Linked DNA regions of Homo sapiens: region 2 is linked to region 1. Evidence: chromatin loops called from intact Hi-C (ENCODE). Cell type or tissue: MCF 10A. All regions are shown on one strand. Links, peaks and the distances in the headings refer to the core of each region. The heading gives the core; the rest is flanking DNA. Region 1 overlaps PCTP (phosphatidylcholine transfer protein). Region 2 overlaps ANKFN1 (ankyrin repeat and fibronectin type III domain containing 1).

Region 1 (7,151 bases), core at 1,381-6,380:
AGACCACAGAGGAGGTCAGTGTTTGGTGTGGCATGAACGTCGTCATCAGCTGCTTTTCTTTTTTTTTTTTTTTATTATACTTTAAGTTTTAGGGTACATGTGCACAATGTGCAGGTTAGTTACATATGTATACATGTGCCATGCTGGTGTGCTGCACCCATTAACTCGTCATTTAGCATTAGATATATCTCCTAATGCTATCCCTCCCCCCTCCCCCCACCCCACAACAGTCCCCAGAGTGTAATGTTCCCCTTCCTGTGTCCATGTGTTCTCATTGTTCAATTCCCACCTATGAGTGAGAATATGTGGTGTTTGGTTTTTTGTTCTTGTGATAGTTTACTGAGAATGATGATTTCCAATTTCATCCATGTCCCTACAAAGGACATGAACTCGTCATTTTTTATGGCTGCATAGTATTCCATGGTGTATATGTGTCACATTTTCTTAATCCAGTCTATCATTGTTGGACATTTGGGTTGGTTCCAAGTCTTTGCTATTGTGAATAGAGCCGCAGTAAACATATGTGTGCATGTGTCTTTATAGCAGCATGATTTATAGTCCTTTGGGTATATACCCAGTAATGGGATGGCTGGGTCAAATGGTATTTCTAGTTCTAGATCCCTGAGGAATCGCCACACTGACTTCCACAATGGTTGAACTAGTTTACAATCCCACCAACAGTGTAAAAGTATTCTTATTTCTCCACATCCTCTCCAGCACCTGTTTTTTCCTGACTTTTTAATGATTGCCATTCTAACTGGTGTGAGATGGTATCTCATTGTGGTTTTGATTTGCATTTCTCTGATGGCCAGTGATGGTGAGCATTTTTTCATGTGTTTTTTGGCTGCATAAATGTCTTCTTTTGAGAAGTATCTGTTCTTGTCCTTCACCCACTTTTTGATGGGGTTGTTTGTTTTTTTCTTGTAAATTTGTTGGAGTTCATTGTAGATTCTGGATATTAGCCCTTTGTCAGATGAGTAGGTTGTGAAAATTTTCTCCCATTTTGTAGGTTGCCTGTTCACTCTGATGGTAGTTTCTTTTGCTGTGCAGAAGCTCTTTAGTTTAATTATGTGGAATGCAGCTTTCTCTCAACTTGGGAACCAATAGACATTTCTACCTGTTCTGTTTTTATAGAAGACTGGACTTTATGAGTATAAAGTCTTTGGTGTTCTGGAGGACTGCTCACCAACTCTACTGGCAGACATCTATATGGACTCAGATTACAGAAAACAATGGGACCAGTATGTTAAAGGTGAGTGATGCTTGCTTTTCTTTTTTTTTTAGACGTACTTTCACTTTTGTAGCCCAGGGTGAAGTGCAAAGGTAGGATCTCAGCTCACCGCAATCTCCGCCTCCTGGGTTCAAGCGATTCTCCTGCCTCAGCCTCCTGAGTAGCTGGGACTACAGGCGCCCGCCACCACACCTGGCTAATTTTTGTATCTTTAGTAGAGACAGGGTTTCTCCATGTTAGTCAGGCTGGTCTTGAACTTCTGACCTCAGGTGATCCGCTTGCCTTGGCCTCCCAAAGTGCTAGGATTACAGGCATGAGCCGCTGCACCCAGTGCTTTTTTTTTTTTTTTTTTTTGATCATTAAAAAGTAGATCTATTCTGACCAGATGCAGTGACTCACGCCTGTAATCCCAGCACGTGGGGAGGCTGAGGCGGACAGATCACTTGAGGCCAGGAGTTTGAGACCAGCCTGGCCAACATGGTGAAATCCCGTCTCTACTAAAAATACAAAACTTAGCTGGGCATGGTGGCGCATGCCTATAGTCCCAACTACTTAGGAGGCTGAGGCACTAAGAATTGCTTGAACCCAAGAAGCAGAGGTTGCAGTGAGCCAAGACTGTACTTCAGCAGGGACAACAGAGGGAGACCCTGTCTCAAAAAAAAAAAAAAGTCTAATCTATTTTTATTTATTCTTGCCAGTAGAAAAAAATAAAATTAACTTCTACTACATAGTGCTTCCTATTAAATTTTGGCACAAAAGCATTTTAAATGTTGGACTGAAATGCACTTTTGCTATTGCTAGGACTTGCTCCTTACCTAGTTTTAGATCCTCTCCACAGTTTGCTCTTGGGGCTCCTTTGCTGCCACTTTTAAGTTGTGTGATCCTCCCATGTATCTAGGTTGTCATGAAAGGGGAGGAGGTGCGGTCCAAGTTTTGGTTTGAGAGTTGAATCAAAATTTTCCAAACAGAGAAGAATACATGTATGTGAGGAGGTAAGAGAGGGACAGGATGACTGGTTAAGAGCATTCTAGGCTCAGGGATCAGCATTAGTAAGGTCAGGAAAGCGTGAAGCAATATGTTCAATAGCCGCCAGCAGTTTGGTGTTGTTGGGTTGGTTGGAGTAAGAGAACCTATCCTAGGTCTTCGACTACTGTTAGTACTAGTTCTACTACTACTATTGTTAGTACTGCTAGTACTAGTAGAACTAGCTAATAGAACTAGTACTAGTAGTAGTCGAAGAGCTAGGGTAGGTTCTTCTACTACTAGGCGAACTAGGGCAGCTGTTGGGTCCAGATCCTCCAGGGCCTAGCATGGCGACCAGGCTATCGGTCTTAGATTTTTCCCTGTAAGTTATGTGTTATGAAAGACATCACACAGGGACTTCTCCTGCCACTTAGAGCTGGAGTAGCCTCTGCCAACCCAGTCATAGTGGAATGGAACTATGAAACTAGCCAAAGGCACATAAAGCCTTTAGTCAAGACTCTTGGTTGCAAGTAACAGAAAGCCAACTAAAGACAGTGTAAGAAGAGAAAAAGGAGTTTATTAGTTCATGGCATTGAAAAAAGTCCAGGGGTTTCTAACTTTGAGGACAGCTGCAACAGGGAACTTAAATAATTTCATCAGGATTGTTTCTTTCTCCATCTGTAGACTCTGTTTTCTTCTGTGTTGACCTAATTCCTAGGCAGATTCTTATGTCATGGCCAAGATGTCTGCCAGAAGATCCAGATTTATATTCTAACCATATGAATAACCCCAGAGGAAGGAGAATTCTACTTTTCTAGGGATGACAGCCAGATGCCAGGATTGGCTCTTGTCAGCTCAGCTTGGAGTTTGTGCTTATTTTCTGTGGACATTCATCATGGTTTTGGGCAACTTAGTGTTCTCAAATACTCTTCCTATTTAGGGGGCAGTGGGATGCTTACCTATCCAAGGGAACAGCCAGACACTGTCTGTCCAGGCCTCCCTTGCAGCCAAGATACAGTCATGTGACATAGACTCTGCCAATAAGACCCACATGTGGCTTCAATTTGGAAAAGAGCCATGTGAGGAAGCAGGCAGCATGGAAGATCCATTTTTCAGTGACCAGTGATGGCATCTGACTTTAGGGAAAACAACTGCTGAGTCTCTGATGTTTGCTCCCCAACATCAACAGCTTTCACTCTGGGTTCTCATCCAGTGGAAGCAGCAGTTAGGCTTTGCTGGAACAATCTTGAGGTTGGAAATCTCACTCTGGTCCATCCGAGAGCTTTACTAAATCACTTTTTGCTCTCAACTTGCTAGAGTGACTAACTACGACTCTGGACAGATCTGCCATCCCTGAATTCGTCACCATGGCCGTGTCTTGCTCATTTTCCCAGCCCTGAAATTACTGCAGAGTCAGTCTTGCGAAACCATGCAGCTGAGAAGTAGGGGAAGGGTGATGCCCTGAAGGAAAATTGAGATGCTCAAGGGGCGATCAATGCTGAGCATGTAAAAGCAACAGATGTCCACCTCTCCCTTTCTTTTAAGGACTCTCATCAGCCTCCTGTGACCTTAATGGGCTGGCACACTCCTTAATCTACAGTGTGCTTCTAATAGATTTTCTTTCAAAACCTAAATTATCCCTCCTTACCATCTCCTCCAGGGACTTTGGGCTCCTTTAACTGGAGGTAGAAAGAAGTTTACTGCACAGCACAGTCTGGGGACAGAGGGTGTGCATGCCATTAAATTTCTTTGCTATCTCCCTCCAAGAGTTGGCTGCTGTTTGCACATAATAGTAAGACGGAAGGATTATTAGGGAAATTTGGTCACCCTAGCTGTGGCATAGTGCAAAGAAACATGGGAGAGAAGAAAGAAACTTGGGGTAAGCCATAGTTCTGCTGATCTCTAACTATTCAAGAAGGACGTTGCTCATTCTGGAACCTTCATATCCGACCTATGAATGTGCTAGACTGGGTGACTCCGTTCCAGGTTAGCTGTAATGGATCAAGGAATCCTAAAGGGGAATTAAAGGGCTCAGAAGCAAAACTATTGGTACTCTAGTGACATCTGGTGGTTATCCTGAATTTAAAACCTCTGACTATTTTTTTGATGTCTGATTTTGTTTCATTGCATTCTATCAAGAATATTGATTATGCTATAGAATGGCCAAGATTTGTTGGCTTCTTTTATTTGTGCTGTGTTTTTCTATCCACTAGACTCTGTCCCTGGGCAATAAGCTTTCAGTGGAAATTAATCGGTTTGACTTTTTTCTAGAATTTTATACCTTATGAGTTAGTGGTTTATCATAACCTAAGAGGTCATCTTTTTTTTTTTTTTTCTTGAGACATGGTGTCATTCTGTCACCCAGGCTGGAGTGCAGTGGTGCAATCATGGCTTGGCTCACTGCAGCCTTGACCTGCTAGGCTTGGATGATCCTCCTACCTCAGCCTCCAGAGTAGCTGGGACTACAGACATGCACCACCATACCTGGCTGATTTTTTTGCTTTTTTTTTTTTTTATATATAGAGATGGGGTTTCACCATATTTCCCAGGCTGGTCTTGAACTCCTGGACTTGAGCAATTGACTCACCTTGGCCTCAAAAAGTGCTGGGATTACAGGCATGAGCCACCATGCTTGGCCTAAGAGGTCATACCCTTATTAGTTGTAGCTAAAAAGGCTTCCAGATGCATTAACTTCTTTTGCTTTCCTTTAGAACTCTATGAACAAGAATGCAACGGAGAGACTGTGGTCTACTGGGAAGTGAAGTACCCTTTTCCCATGTCCAACAGAGACGTATCCTTTCCACAAGGTACTCATTCCCTGGCCCTCTAAGTGTTTCTGTGTTCCTCAGCTGCAGTCTATTGCAGAGAGGTAGAGCTGGTTTCTCAGCAGGCACAGATAACATTGTCTCTGATTCTTGCAGCAGCATTTGCTAAAGATATTGCTTCTTGTATGGTGTTTGGAGAGCTCAGAGTGTGATTTCTGGGCCCAACCACATGAAGTGTCTGTAATTTTGGTCACTGGAGAGCAGCTCTTACTTTCCTAAGAAGTTTCCTAGGCCTTGAAATTGTCAGGCCACAGAATTGGGGATCTGGAAGGAACTTCTTATAAAAAGTGCTTGTTACAGCTCCCTCAGTCTACAGAAGGAAAAAGGGCTCCCAAAGAGGTGATAGGACAGAGGCACATAGGTGGTTAGTGGCAGAGCAGGTGCTGGAACTCAGGCCTCTGCATTTCCAGCTCTCTCCGCCTCCCCCATCTCAGTAGACCCCACAGAAATCCCTCCTTGATTGTTGGCTCTGGACACTGACTGTAAGCTTCTTCCCCTCAATGTCCTTGTTTATGAAATGAAGCAGTTGAATGAAATGTAGGGAGGCTTGGCTGGCACTGTAAGGTCTTCAGAAGCCCCCTTAGGACTAAGCTGGGGGGCTAGGATGGAATTTTGGGGGTGGGTAGGATGGAAGTAGGATGACTCCTAGGTAAGATTTTGACTCCTTCACCATGCTCTTCAATCCCAGCAGCGGAGTGTTTTACAGGTTCAATTTCCATGTAAGATCCTTTTAGCAAAGGGTCTCTTGGAGTCAAAAAAAAGTTTGGAAGCCACTGAATTAGATGAACTGCCAACACTTCAAAGGTGTTCTGCCAAATTTTAATCACTATATCAAGATAATTCTTCCTCCGTGGAGTATCAGATGATATCTATCACATGAGCTGAGAAAGTTGGGGGAGAGAGTGGAACAATATTTGCTAAAAGGAAAAAGTAAAAGGTGTAGGAGAAAGGAACCCAGTGACAAATCAACATCTCTTTCCTGAAACATTTAAGAACTTTACTTATTAGTGTATAAGAGCATGGAGCAATAGACTGTCCAATGTGAGGGTGGGGCAACAGGGGGCGCTGTCAAGACACTGAGGTGGGACTGAACGCGGGTGGCTCACGCCTGTAATCCCAACACTTTGGGAGTCCAAAGTGGGCAGATCACTTGATGTCAGAGTTCGAGATCAGCCTGGCCAACATGGAGAAACCCTGTCTCTATTAAAAATACAAAAAAATTTAGCTGGGTGTGGTGGGCGCCTGCAATCCCAGCTACTCCGGAGGCTGAGGTGGGAGGATCACTTGAACCCAGGAGGTGGAGGTTGCAGTGAGCCGAGATCGTGACACTCTACTCCAGTCTGGGTGAGACTCTGTCTCAAAAAAAAAAAAAAAAAAGACACTGAGGTGGGTGGAGGCTGAGACGGCTGCCATGTTATAGTAAGTGTAATTGTGTTGTGCGTAGTGACTTTTTGATTATTTTAGGTTTTTGATTCCTTTGAGTGGGAAACCCAAAATTCTGTTTTATGAAAGTGTAACTAACAAACTAAATATCTGAGCTCCATCCAACTATGAAATTCTAAGTAGGTTTTGGAGCCAGATCTGGGATAAAAATTCATGTTTCATCACTTCAGCTGGGATGTGGGATTTTTGGCAAGGTTCTTTTCCTCTCTGAGCCTCACTTTTGTCATCTGTAGTATGGGGATACTCATACCAAACTCACAGGGTCTTTGTAAGGATCCAAATTTAAGCTGTATGTCAAGTGCATGATGTTACATGATAAAGGCTCGATAAGTAGTGATTCCTGTTGTTTCATAGACTTTCATTATCCTCCCTAGAATAGTGCCGTAAACTTAAGGGTTCTTCTGTCAAGGCTGATGGACATGAAATGGTTTTGTTATTCTTGGTAAACTAGTGTTAGCCCAGAGAGGACATCTGCCTACGAAATATTCATGTAGTCCCATGTCTTCCTATGGTCATCAGCTGTAACATTGCTTGACCATTTACTATGCATAAAGGTCAGTAATTAGAGCATTGGGTGAGGCCAGAACAAAGAGGAATGACACCATTGTCTGTCGAGTGCTTACTCTGCCCAGGTCTTTCTCTAATGCCCCCACCAAGCCTGTCTGCAAGGCAGTGTTACTCCCTTTCCT
Region 2 (7,151 bases), core at 1,157-6,156, 550 kb after region 1:
TTCCATGAAGTTGTGGAGATAAACCAAGGAGACTTTTCCATTTGTAAAATGGAGGAGGTATTTCTTATGGCAGTAGAAAGCTGAGCAATTTGGCAGGAGACTGGGTCATAAGCCACCCACTCAAGTATCATCTAAGGAACACTTAGGCTGTGAAATAAATGGAGAAAAGGACCTGGAAAATACGGAAGGCTTCTTTAGAGATTTATTCATTTAGCAGTTAGCCAAGGGTAGAGGACCCTTTTGGAAATTTGGTCTTGGGGGCCTAAAATTTAACTTAAGCCTGGATTCAAATGCCAAACAGAAGTATTCCTAGAAGAATTGACAAAAAACAAAAAAATCTCATTTTGACTGGCACTCAGGAGAGAAAAATAAATGAGGGTGGAAGGAGGAGAGTTTTCTTTATGGCTTGACTGACCACCAAAGCTATCCAGATTCCTCACCCAAATCACCACCCACTGAGTGGGGCCACCTAGGGTAATTAAAGGATCAAATGCTCCTGTGCTATACTGTAAGCATTTAAAAAGCACCAGTCCCACTAATAGAAACATCTTGTTGGCTTTCTCTGAAGAAAACCTGAATAGAGAATAGAATTCTATTAATGAGTGAGGCACATCTACATTAGTTCCTTTTTAAAAAAGAAAACATTCCTGATAAATAACACACGTTTAAAGCAGATTTCAGCACACTCTCTGGAAAGAGAGATCACATATATTGACTCTGAAATATCAGACCATATGTCCAATACAAACCAAGACTAGCTGGGTTGAAATAAAGCATTTTTTTCTTTGTGGCAGAGAAGTTCTTCTATGTGTTAAGTGCTCTATGGCTTCTTGACATCATAACATGTTAGAGCTAGAAGTGACTTTCAACGTCATCTAGCATGACCCCCTCACTTAGAGGAGAAAACTGAAGGTGTTTTTAAAAAAGAAAAAAGCCAGAAGAACCTTCAAGAACATTCCAGTTGCTGTCCAGAAACATTGCAAATCAACCTTTTTAGATGCTTTAGCAAAAGGGAAAACTCCAGCTTGCCTTCATCTTTGACTCATAGGAAAGGTGTAAATCCCACCCACGTAGTTAAAGCTTTCTTGCTGGACTCCCGCTTATTTTGAATTTAACAAAGGCTAAAAAGCCCATTGTGAAATGTTTGTTTGGAGGGCCAGAATCTAAACTTGCATTCCTTGTCATGGTCATTTTTTTAAAAGAAGATGACAGATTAGAGTAACAGAAGGGGAGAGACTCCAGCAATGCTAGACATAAGAGACCATCAGAAGAGGATGCTCTTTCTTTCTGGCTTGCTGTTGTTATTTTTATTTTCCACATACTCCTAAGGGTATCGGGTTTATCACCATGGCTGGGATGGGGCTTGGAATGTGGTGGACAATATGACAACAATTTCCTTCCTGGTGTGTCCCTGAATGGCCAGTGCAGTCAACACATAATCAGACAATCTACAGCTGCACTGTTGCTGTTGACAACTTCATTATGCCTGTGATATTCAGCTGGGTAATTCATTTCTCCAGCTTGGCAATATCTCCTGATATGCCTAAATGGGTTCAATGTAATTTTGTAAGCTTTTGAAGATGCTTACCCTTCCCTTGTGAGACACGATACACATTGTCTCCCCTTGTGCTTAGCTTTGTCCTAATATGGGAAACAATGATAACCACCACCAGGAAATAGCATTGCCTTGTTCAGCTCTTTAGTGCAGATTGAGTCTCCAGACCACAAAGGCAGGAAATATTAGTGATTGGAATGACACAGTAGGTCACTTAATGTCCCTTGTAACTGCCTTTTTTTAAATTTTATTTTTATTTTTTGGCCTGCCTCTGCAATTAACCTTCATATAACCAGGGCATTTTTCTACAAAACCAGATGGCCTTGCCAAGGATGTAAAAATAGATAATTAATGGTTCTGGGGGGGGTGTGCTGGCCTTTGGCATGATACCTCTACCCTCACCAATACTGTCCTGAAATGGAAGAAGCAGATAAGAAAGTAGAAATATGAGCATGCATAGCATCCAACACCAAAGCTGCCCTTTTCCTTAAACTGGGAAAAAGTATAAAATGCATTCCTCTGAGTTCTCTTTAATTCTTTTCAATTAAACCTATATGTATTGAAAATTATCTACCATGCACAGGGCCCCAGTCCAAGAGCTGAGAGGGAAATTCAAAAATCAATGAGGCCCGGGTCCTGCCCTCATGGAGATTTCAATCCAGTAAGGGAATTACATAGAGCCCCAAGTAACTCTAATGAAGTTAGGCTGTGCTGAGAGTTTTAACATCGTTATAAATACTACAAGGAGAGAGGAGAAAGACATTCATTCCATCGGGAACATGAAAGAGAGGTAAATAGTCTGTCTTCAGGGCCACCTTCCTTATTCCACCAGCCAATCTGTATTCTTTTAAGAAAATCTGGTCTGCTGAGAATCTTATTGGAGTCAACGTCTTAGTTCTGAGTTAGGACTACTCATCCTATCTGATTTCCAAGTGCTTGTTTGTCGTCATTGATAATGATCTGTTCCCAAGTATCTCAAATGAAAATGGAGAAGATAGCATAAAGATAGGTCAAAGAGTCTTTCAGGTTATTCTTTTATCTTTTTATCTACCTGTTTTCTTGACTTTATAAAGCTAAATTCTCCTAAGTGGACTCCTGTTGGCAAGTAGAAAATAGAGACTGAATCTGTGACTTTTAACTGCAGATATTTCAATATTAAGATTTTCTTTACAAAAAAAATGAGGAGGAAGAAAAAACATAGACAAAGGAGGAAGAAGAGGAGGAGGGGTCTGCCTAAAATTGAGTAGTCATTTATCCTTCAGTATTTTGACTAATCAACGAAACCGTTTTGACTTGTCTATTGAATAGTCACCTCATGGATTCCAGCTTCCGTGCCTACTGGTGAAGATTCATATGATTTGATGGGTAGCTGTACACATACATAGGGTTTTGAAAAAGCTGAAACCCTGAAGTCTGATAAATGTTCTATTTTTTAATCTAGACAAACATTGGTTTATGAGTTATCAAATCCTAGAGTATTAACTATTTCATTTTCAAATTGTTTGAGAATTCTGCACAACATCCTTAAAGTAAACCAGGGCACAAAAATCATCTTTGGCTTTGAATCACCAATAAAAGACTTCCCCAGAGGAACGGCCAAAATGAGTGTTGTAAATGGAGAGGGATCCCAACATCTCTGCCATGGATAACAGTCCTCTACCACAACCGCACTACAGTCCAGATATCCCTATACAAAGGCATGATTGAGGTCCAATTAGCCACCAACCTATTACACACTTTATTCATTATGACCAAATCTAGTGCATCAAAGAATACAGATGGCCTAGGGATTGGTCATAAGAAGCAACCTGTGCTGGCTCCTTTTAAAGAGAGTTAGGTGAATACTGCCACCTATTGATAGGTGAAATTTATGCTACAAATTCCTACTGATGTGCTAATGCTTATCAGAGCTGATCTCATTTCTCAGTTGGCCAAAGCATTTTATCAGCCCGAACTTCATAATTATTTACATGTTTTTGATGAAAAATAATTATGTTACATTAATGTAAAACAACTAACGAAATGTATTATATTTCTTATTATATTATTATACATATTATGTATTATTTCTTATTTCTTGGCAAAGGAATGAAGTGGAAATACCACAAACTTTGCAGAGACCTGGGTCTGAGTCTCAGCTCAGTCCCTAAATGCACATAAACAAGCTGATTAATCTCTCTGAACCTGAGTTTCCTCATCGATAAAAAGTGGGTAATCCTACTTTGTAGAGTGTGAGAATTCAGAGATACCATTGCATGGCACATAGAAGGTATTTGATAAATGGCAGCATTTATTTTTCCACTGAGCTATTAAAAGTAACTATTTTGATGCAATGATTGGTAATATGACAAACCACATCATGTATCAGACTCTGGTGAACTCTTCCACATGGTTCAATTATCCTTTGGCAATGCTACTTGTCTAGTATAGTATCTTTGACATCCAAAATTAAGACAGTGTGAACATAAATATTATAACCTGAAGTGTGCCAATTGAGAAAATAAGGATAAATGGGCTTCATTACCAAATGTCTCCTGACTGCCCTAGAGGATATATGGGGCCGAGCAGATAAAGAATTATGATAAAATGTTGGAACTGCATATAAATGGGGCTTTGTGACCTGCTGGATAAGGTTGAGACTTAGAGCCAGACCCAGGAGGCTCACATTCCTTCCTCGGCATGGTGTGGGGGATCCTGGGCTCATACAGACAATAGGGGATTCATAGCTTGAGAATTCTAATGATGACTGAAAGGAGGGTGGCAGCCAGGACAAGAAGGCTTTTCAGAAGCATGGACTCCGATTATCACGTCGGTGCTACAGCCCGGTGAGAGGCTGCTGAGAGGACGGATGAAGCTGTTCTTGGAAAGCTTTCAGTGAAGTGTTTGTAACCTCCTTTAAGAGAATCCCGTTTCTCAAAAATGTGGCACTGGAAAATCCCACATGATTAGTTCAGATAAACACTCTGTCATCGGATTGCACTACGAGGAATATGGGCCATCTCTTTTCGAAGAGTCTTTTTGAATGCAATGTGTCTCGTCTCCAAGACTTAGAGAAAAATTCTAAAAGAGGCTTTCTCAGGATATTTTGAGACCGTTACTTTTAGTCTGAAAGGTCAATTGGTGCTTAAAACAAAATAATCAAGAACTAGCATGCCCGTGAGCAGTCTGCATCTTTTCTTTAGGAAAAAAAAAAAAAAAAAAGTCTGCTTTGGATTGAATAGCCAATGCACTCCCCCACCCCTTTTCTTTTTTCTTTGGGGATTAGAAATTGAGAGGGAGGAGGAAGAAGAGTTTCACATTCATTACTAACAACTTCGCACATAATAAGCATATTCAGATACACCCTGGGGTGTTAGTTTTCTTTTCCTATTTTTTTGTCTCCTTTTTAGCAGCTTTCGGTAAGTAGCACATTTTATTTTTAAAAAAAGAATCGGAGCCGTTATTGAGCAGCCTCGCCCTAAGGAAGGTCAAGAGATTAGGGAACGGAAGTAGGCTGGCCAGGCTCTTTGCTGACCACAGTAAGGGAATGCCACTTTCTTATAATTTAATTTTGAGATCCTGATGAAAAGGCACTCCCTAAGAAAAAAAAAAAAAAATCTTCGCTGAAAAAAAAGTGAAAAATTGTTAGAAAATAGCCATCAAAAAGTGATCAATTTAAATTTATGTCTAACAAACAAACCACATGGAACTAACCACAGGGCAGACATGCATTTGCAGCGATATATGGACATTCTCAAAATATGGTCAGGATTTTGCAGGGGAAAGTGGACATTACTGGCTTCTGATGTTGGTGGGCTTTGGCCTAATTTTGCAAGTATTCTGAAATTCTATACATCATATGTCACAAATCAGAGGAGAGTATACTAAAAGAGACCTTTGAATTTAACTGGTCCAATGCTCTCATTTCACAGGTGAGAATAATGAAGCCTAATGATAAAAAGTAACTTGCCCAAGATCACACAGCTGGTGAGGGGCAGCTCAAGGACTGAAGTTCAAACTCCCGTTTCCCAGACCCAGGTTCTTTCCAATGAGCTAAACAACTGTAGTGGGAAACCGCAGACTCTCACATTTCATGGAAACCCTGTACCCATGCCCCCTGGAAATGGCCCTCAATGTTGCTAGAGGCAGCTCATCTGTCACAGCCTGGGCTAAAATCTTTACCTGGTGCTAAATGGGTTCTTCAAAGCATTCTATGAATGTCTAGGCACATTGACATGACTCCAAGGACTCAGCTTCTGTTCTTTTCTCTGTCTTAAAAAAAAGAGCACAGACCACAACCTGCATGCCATAATTATCTCTAGGTGTATGTACTGGAATAAATTAATGTCATCATCATCCGCCATCATGTAGGCTAAAACTTTAAGTCACCTTCAACGTGTCTCTCTCTCTCATCCTCCCCATCCCCCACCTATACTATTGACAATCCTGTAAGTTCTATCTCCAAATATAAGACTTTCATCTCCTAATTTACATCTTCACGGGCCTTCACACCATCAGTGTCTTCCTGCTTCTGGGTTCTCACCACTATCCACAATGGCCAGGCCAGGTGGATCCTAATCAACTGTTCTGGCATTCTCCTGCTCAGCTCACTGTCACCTATGGCATAACATCCAAACTCTTTAACATGGTGTTCGAGCTCTCCCCAATTTAGCTCCTGCTTACTTTTTGAGACCAATTCCATCAGCTCTTCCCTGCATTATTCACTCCAGTACACTGGACTACTTGTCATTCCCTAACAGCCCCGGAACTCTATGCCTTGACACTATGCCGTGACGCCGAACCTGTTTCTTCTTTTCAACCTGTAGAGAGATCTTCATTCCTCCAGTTCCAGTTCAAACGCCACCTTCTCTGTGAACATTTTCTATGTGTTACAGAAAGAAGTAATAATTCTATGTTCCCTTAGCACATTGCTCATACTTTTTTATGGCATTTACTTAATTCTGCCTTTTATTGTAATTGGTTGCATATCTCATGCTAAGTATATCTCTTTTATCTTTGAAAAGATGCCCTGTTCATCTTTGAATGGGAGCAATGCGCCCTCCCAACCACATTGCTTCATTTAATATCTGCATATAATAAATGATTTTCTTTCTTAATTTTACTGAGCACTTACTAGGGCTGGAGGTGTAGTGGCTGAAGGAGAAAGATGCAAAATAAAACACAATCCTTGTATTTAAAGGAGCTTTTAATTGAATCAGTGAGACACATTCGCAAATATCCTAAGCAAGTTAAATAACTGTGGGGGTGGAATTGGGTGGAGGGGAAGTTCTGAGTGTGGAACAAACATTCTCAGTGTTCCAAATGAGAACATTAGTATTATGACATGGAGGGTGGAGTAATGGGGGAGGAGTAGAAGGAAAGAAAGGGCAAAGCTGCCTTTAGATCCCATCTCGTGCTGTAGTCATTATTAGAGTCTTCTCTAGGTCTGGCTAATCTCACTTATACTTCTCTCAGAACCAGAGAAATCTTCCTAAAACAAGACTGTGATCATTTAACTCCCTGTTCAAGTGTTTGATGTTCAATGAATCAAGCATCAAATAATTGCAGGCTTATGCTAAGAGTTATAGAGCACCAGTCTGCAGAGACGAGACGAACT

What was found. Peaks named below come from ENCODE experiments on the same cell type or tissue, not always from the same donor. Only the 100,000 strongest peaks of a DNase experiment are listed, where the experiment ranks them.
Region 2: a loop joins it to region 1, with 5 times the contacts of the local background. A loop is called at or near these places in 4 of 110 quality-filtered maps.

The regions. Positions count from the first base shown.
Region 1 is chr17:55,766,201-55,773,351 of GRCh38, forward strand. PCTP (phosphatidylcholine transfer protein) reads left to right here. Exons shown (of 6, transcript NM_021213.4): 2 at 1,135-1,252; 3 at 4,906-4,985. Among named protein-coding and RNA genes, the nearest start is that of PCTP, 19 kb to the left of the region's middle. In MCF 10A, for the core only: a CTCF peak has its summit at 4,245 (motif pointing left); DNase peaks (open chromatin) are centred at 3,591 and 4,211.
Region 2 is chr17:56,316,326-56,323,476 of GRCh38, forward strand. All of the region lies in intron 3 of ANKFN1 (ankyrin repeat and fibronectin type III domain containing 1), which reads left to right. Among named protein-coding and RNA genes, the nearest start is that of ANKFN1, 170 kb to the left of the region's middle. In MCF 10A, for the core only: a CTCF peak has its summit at 3,405 (motif pointing left); a DNase peak (open chromatin) is centred at 3,386.